Regions from separate parts of the Homo sapiens genome. Here region 2 is linked to region 1. A link is an interaction called in ENCODE POLR2A ChIA-PET data of the cell type or tissue named here. Cell type or tissue: MCF 10A. All regions are shown on one strand. Links, peaks and the distances in the headings refer to the core of each region. The heading gives the core; the rest is flanking DNA.

Region 1 (2,920 bases), core at 146-2,645:
GAAAAACAGATAAAATTAATTTTAACAACAATCTTATTTAGCCAATCAAAAATATTATTAGTTCAACATGTCATCAATACAAAAATATTAATGAGATATTTTACATTCTTTTCTTTATACTACATCTTTGAAATCCCATGTGTATTTTACATTTGTGGCACAGCCCAATTTGGACTTCCACATTCCAAGTGCTCAGTAGCCACACAACTTGTGCGTATCAGTTGGTGATGGTCTAGATGGTCTCAGATAGTGTGAGGATCCCATCAGTCAGATACCGTTGAAGCCAAGTTCAATAACCACTGATCAAGGCTGTTTTGAAGGAATGTTCAGGCACTGGTTATGTTAGGACAGTTACCAGGACTCCCCTCCCCTTAACCTGTCTCCACCTTTTATAGCAAAAGCAGGAAGAACAGAATTCCACCTGATAGCATCCATCCCCACTGCCCCCATCCATCCAAATGATAGCAGCAAGGGCAAATACACCTCCTGGAGAGATTAGCAGTTTTCCAGGAGTCTTCTAGCTTTTAGTGTGTCTGGGGGATTTTTACAACCCACAATTAAACTCTGCATTGAAAAGCAGGGGGAAGAAAGGCATCTATTGCCTCTTAGCTGAGCAGCCCATGAACTGGAGTAAGTACCTCCTTGTTAACAAATGCCATGCCTGGATTTCCTCTCACCTGAGAACCCTTGCTATCACTGCAGTTGGAGAAAGGTAAGGGTTTGCCGTTTTGCTAGAGTCAATAACTTTTGAGTAATCTGCATCATATTTGTGGTTGAGCAAAGTAGTAACTTTCCTCTGAATTTGTTGCTTCTCTAAGTAAAGGAAGCTTTCAAAATTAGTGGAAAAGATTGTGTAGTTTTATCCAAATATCTAAAGACAAGCTAAAACCAGGGTGGACATTTTATTCATGTAAATGATTGATGACATTCTCCTGGGTCAATTGAGATAGTGGGAAGCCAGGAGTCTTTGGACATCTTTTTAAGAAATGAGTGGACTTGAATGAGCATGTTGTGTGCACCCACCTGACCAGCATATGTGCATCCTGAATGTGAATCATGATTTTTTCTCCTGGGTGGAGCTGCAGGAAAAGATTTCATTCTAAATGAAAGAGGAACTGGACCATTTTTAACTTGTGAGTCACATGATGGGAGGAATTGCCAAAAACAGTTTTGATTGAATAATGTTCTCCTAATTGTGCACCTGCACCTGATCTCTAAGAAGAGCAATTCAGGACAAAGGGCAAAATGCCCAGTGCATAATAATGCATAAGGTAATAAGAACCTCTTCATGGCTATCCTGTGTCGGTTAAATAACATGGTTTGAAAACTGAATTAGGTTGTTTGTGAGGTTGGGCAGTGAATGAGGTCAATCGAGTAAGGTCCAAAAAATTCCAAATCCATTTGGGAGCCTTAAGCCTGTTGGATGTCTCCCCTTATAACCCTGATTTTTAGCAGACTGGTGAACAAGATTTTCAATGTATTTCTGTCATAAAATACAAAGAATGTAAATGGAAATATGGGAGTGTGGCCTCAACTGCCTTAACTTTGCCTGAGGCAATTTAATATGGACCAACTTCAAAAGATTAGGAAGCTTTAGTTTTCAACATTATCTTACATTGTCAACATTATCTTGGCTAAATGTTTTGATGCTGCGTCTGGTGTCTTTCATGTGACTGGAGCTGTGGATGTAGATGCAGGAATCTGTGCAGGGCAGCTTTTCTGTATTTCCACCCATCCCTTCCTCAAGATAGCAGAAGGGCTCTGACAAGGAAAACCAAACACATGGGGTTGATGCTGTGTTTGAAAACCCTCTTGAGTTGAGATGTGTAAAGCATGTGCTTAGCCAGAGCCAAACATCTGCTTGATTCTCACTCCTCGCTGTCACCCGGTGTCTTGTTGTTTACAATGTGCTGCCATAACTCACTTGGTGTGTAGGGTCATTCCTACCACTTCATTCCTTGAATGTCCGATCACCATCACTGCTGGCTGAAACGCAGTCCCTTCAAAGGCTTAAATAAGTCTTTTCTAAGGGCCGAAGAAGTGCTCTTGAGTTATTAGATATTTTTGAAAAAAAGGTTTTCTTCATGTTCTTGCTTTTTAAATAGTTTGTTTGGCCCTTGAGTCGTCAGTTCTTTTGTCATATGAGTGGAATGGATAAGTTTACTAAGACTTGGCAAGGAAGAAAATCTATGGGGAATTAGAGGCTGAATTCCTAATAATTAAGAACAATTTTTAACGTTTATTTTAAGTTGAGGGGTACATGTACAGGTTTGTTACATAGGTAGGCTTGTGTCATGTGGGTTTCTTATACAGATTATTTCATCACCCAGGTATTAAGCGCAGTACCCATTAGTTATTTTGTGAGGATGAAGAGAACAAAAATTATTTAAAAGACCCAGCCAAGGCGTTATTTTAGGGGCTTGTCACACACTTGTCACTCACCAGTTTAAATGATCAAATCCACATGTATGCTAAATTTAAGCAAAAATTAAAATATACAAAACCTAACAAAATTATCCTGGACATCGACTAAGAATAAAAGCCGGTCACCTGCAGTGTTGGCATAAGGGAATGGCTAGGGGGTGAGCAGTGCCATGGCCCCTCTGCTTGGAGAAGTGCAGTGGCTTTAGCTGCAAGCTCCAGCCCTGGTCCAGCCTGTTAATATCATCAGAGACCGTTAGGTTGGCCCTGCACATTCAAACCATGTGGCCCTGCCTTTGACTGCCGCATAGAATGTGAGAGCACCCAGCTCTCATCAGAAAATTAACCCCAAACACTCTGTATCCAGGTTTTATGAAAGGTTCAGTTGTGAAAAATATTCTCAAAGTGTGCTTCCTGGACCACAAGTTGGGCATCGCCTGGAAGCCCCAGTCCAGACACACTGAATCAAATCTGCATTTAACAAGACCCCAGTGATTCT
Region 2 (2,920 bases), core at 348-2,847, 230 kb after region 1:
GATTGTTTACAGCCTCTCCCTCTAAACCTGATCTTATCCCTTGCAAAGCAAAAAAGAGAAGATTCTGGAGCAAATGTGTTTCCCTGGGAGGTCATTTGGCCTTTGAAATAGTCTCATGTTCTGAAACCAGGAAGCTCACCACCAATCCATGTAAAGCCCACGAGTGAACCTGGGTCTAGATTCTGCTTCTCTTGAGAAAAGAGCTCCCTTTCACACGCTTGATACGCTGTCCCCTGCCGAAGGGGCAGTGAGAGATCATTGAGCTGCCCTGGCTCCCTCCGTGTCTAAAGCATCCCAGCTGAATTCCACCCCGAGGAGCTCTAGGGACTGACTCGTGGCTTCCCTCAGTGTCCCATGCCTAAACCTCACCACCCTGACAGCCCAGCAGGCATCTCATGGGCCATTAGTTGTCTTTCCAGGAGGCTATTTCTGCCTGCTTGGTCTTCTGCAGGAACTGGCTTAATGTGCTCCCCCCAACACTTCACCTACTTAAAGACAGCAATCAGACCCACCTGACCAGCTTTCTTTTCCCTAATTCAACCAAACTAAGCCCTGAACCTTTCCTTCTAGGAATGATTTTCCAACTCCTGAATTATCTTTTCCATTATTTTTTGAAACTCACCAATTTCAATATTGAGGGACAATATATGGAGAAATTCAAATAAGAAAACAAAGGTATTAGCAATAAAGAGGTTTGGAAGGGCTGTGGGAGGATGCCCTCCTGGCTCCTGGTGGCAGCATGACTAGTGGGATTTAACCACAAATCAGGAGCTCCCTTGGGGATTTCATAGACCACAGGAAGCATTGTCAAACCAAGGCCTGGCATAATTACACTGCTTCTACAAGATGCAAGCAAAAGGTATTTAGATTTCCCCTCTTTGGTTTCTCCTCTACACAAACCTCAAATGCACCTATGCCAGGAAACTATAAAGGCAAATTACAATACTCCCTAGATGACAGGATATCCCATGAAACCTATTTTTTTAAAGTTTCTTGTTACTCTAAAATTCAAAATCTCTTTGCTGCATCATGATGTCAGAGAGGCGGTTTGACAACCAAGCAAATACAAAGAGAGCACATTTTCTTGTGAGCAAAGCAGATGGTGGGAAGTTTTCAGGGACCACGTGTAAAGCACCCAGCCCCAGGTGGCCGGGTCAGAACTGGATAAATACTTACAGCTGGTCCTGGGTAGCCAGGGTCTCCCTTCTGTCCAACTATCCCTGGAGGTCCCGAATTTCCCTAGAGGGAGCAGAACAAACATTGTTCAACTGTGTCAGAAAGTGGAGAATTTAAGGCTCCTATAGTTGGAAGGTACGGTAAAAGTGATCTAACCCAAGGGACTCCATCACCACGAAAAATCTCTCACTTTAAGGGAGCTAAAATGTCTCTTAAATTCAAGTTTAGGGACAAGCAACCTCAACAAAGCCAATGGGAGTCCCCCACCAACTATAGAGGTGTTGTATATTGTGTTCTCTGCCAGGCTAAGGTAAGACAGGTGCTTTCCCAAGAACCACTAATATGATTACTAAGGACTCCCAGGAGAATAGGTAACAGACAGTGAATTAGCTAATGCGTTCAGTGTAGATAATCATCCAATGTTTTAAAGCTCTTTGGGATATTAAATGATCTAGTTTGACTGTCTTCACTGATCAAATTAATAAGATAATTATGTTTCTTTTTAAACTACATTTCAGGCTGAAAATAACTGTTAGCAACCTTTACACAGATCTAGGCCACAATTTGCTAATTGAAGACTCTGCCATTTTAAGAGGGTGAGTAAACATCCATTGAAGAATAATCTGGCCAGGTGTGGTGTCTCATGCATGTAATCCCAGCACTTTGGGAGGCTGAGGTGGGAGGATCGCTTGATCCCAGGAGATGGAGGTTGCAGTGAGCCAAGATGGCACCACTGCACTCCGCCCAGATGACAGACTGAGACCTTGGCAACAGAGTGAGACCTTGTCACACACACACACACACAAAGAATAAAAAGAAAAGAGCTATCAGGGCTAAAAGTAGCTTAAGGAAGAGGAATCTCAGCACCAGTAGTCTGAGGAGCCCATGGCCTTGGCCTGGCTCGCTTGCAAGCCTAGAGGCTTCAGAAGCAGTTGCCATGCCTCATTCACTCCCATTGCCTGGCCGTCTGGGTGGGCATGGCCCAAAGTGACTGCACAGACTTCCCAGTCACCCATAATGAGATTCGAGACTGCAGGTGGGTGCTGTGCCTGGAGTGAGCTGGGCTGGCGACCCTGGAGGTGAGTTGGAGGAAGAGGAATACACCTACAGGAGGAGAGCCATGGACCACAGCCATGGTGGCACCCTGAGGACATTGGTCTGGGGCTCAGGATTCCCTTCCTTCCACCCTGTGCTATCCCTGGCCAGGGTGCAAGTGAAGGATAATTGTCAAAGCCTCAGCAGTTAATCACATTGAGACATACGTTCTCATTCCTCACCTGCAGCCAAGGCCCACGCAAACTTACCCTTCGGCCTCTGATGCCTTTGGGTCCTGTTGTTCCATTTAGCCCAGGTTCACCTGGGTTACCCTGGGAAGAAAGCCGAGAAGTGGCACAGTAAGCTTTGGAACAGAAGATCTCACTGAGGGTCCGTGGGGTAAGACATCCAGGAGACGTGTGGGTCACACTTTTCCCGGGCAGCCAAGTGGTTAGTTTTGATTCACTTTTCCAGTGGGTTACTACTATATTTGTGGTATTTGCAGATGGTCTTAATTTAATTAATCAGTAATGATACTATCATGTAGGTTATAGCATTTCACAGCTTACAGAGTACTTTGATTGCAGCATATTTTATTTAAATCTCATAAACACCAGGACAAGTACGTATTATGACCTCCACTTGACAGATGAGAGAGTATTTTAGGGAAGGAAGGGTCTTTCTCAGGGTAGCCCAGTTAACTGAGTGG

What was found. ChIA-PET counts read pairs that join two places held together with the same protein. Peaks named below come from ENCODE experiments on the same cell type or tissue, not always from the same donor. Only the 100,000 strongest peaks of a DNase experiment are listed, where the experiment ranks them.
Region 2: POLR2A ChIA-PET joins it to region 1 with 5 read pairs; 2 of 35 experiments call an interaction of 5 or more read pairs at or near these places.

What each region holds. Positions count from the first base shown.
Region 1 is chr2:237,117,120-237,120,039 of GRCh38, forward strand. No RefSeq gene overlaps it. Among named protein-coding and RNA genes, the nearest start is that of COPS8, 33 kb to the left of the region's middle. In MCF 10A, for the core only: no CTCF peak of the experiment used is centred there; a DNase peak (open chromatin) is centred at 1,102.
Region 2 is chr2:237,345,327-237,348,246 of GRCh38, forward strand. COL6A3 (collagen type VI alpha 3 chain) reads right to left here. Exons shown (of 44, transcript NM_004369.4): 31 at 2,481-2,543; 32 at 1,177-1,239. Among named protein-coding and RNA genes, the nearest start is that of COL6A3, 67 kb to the right of the region's middle. In MCF 10A, for the core only: no CTCF peak of the experiment used is centred there; no DNase peak of the experiment used is centred there.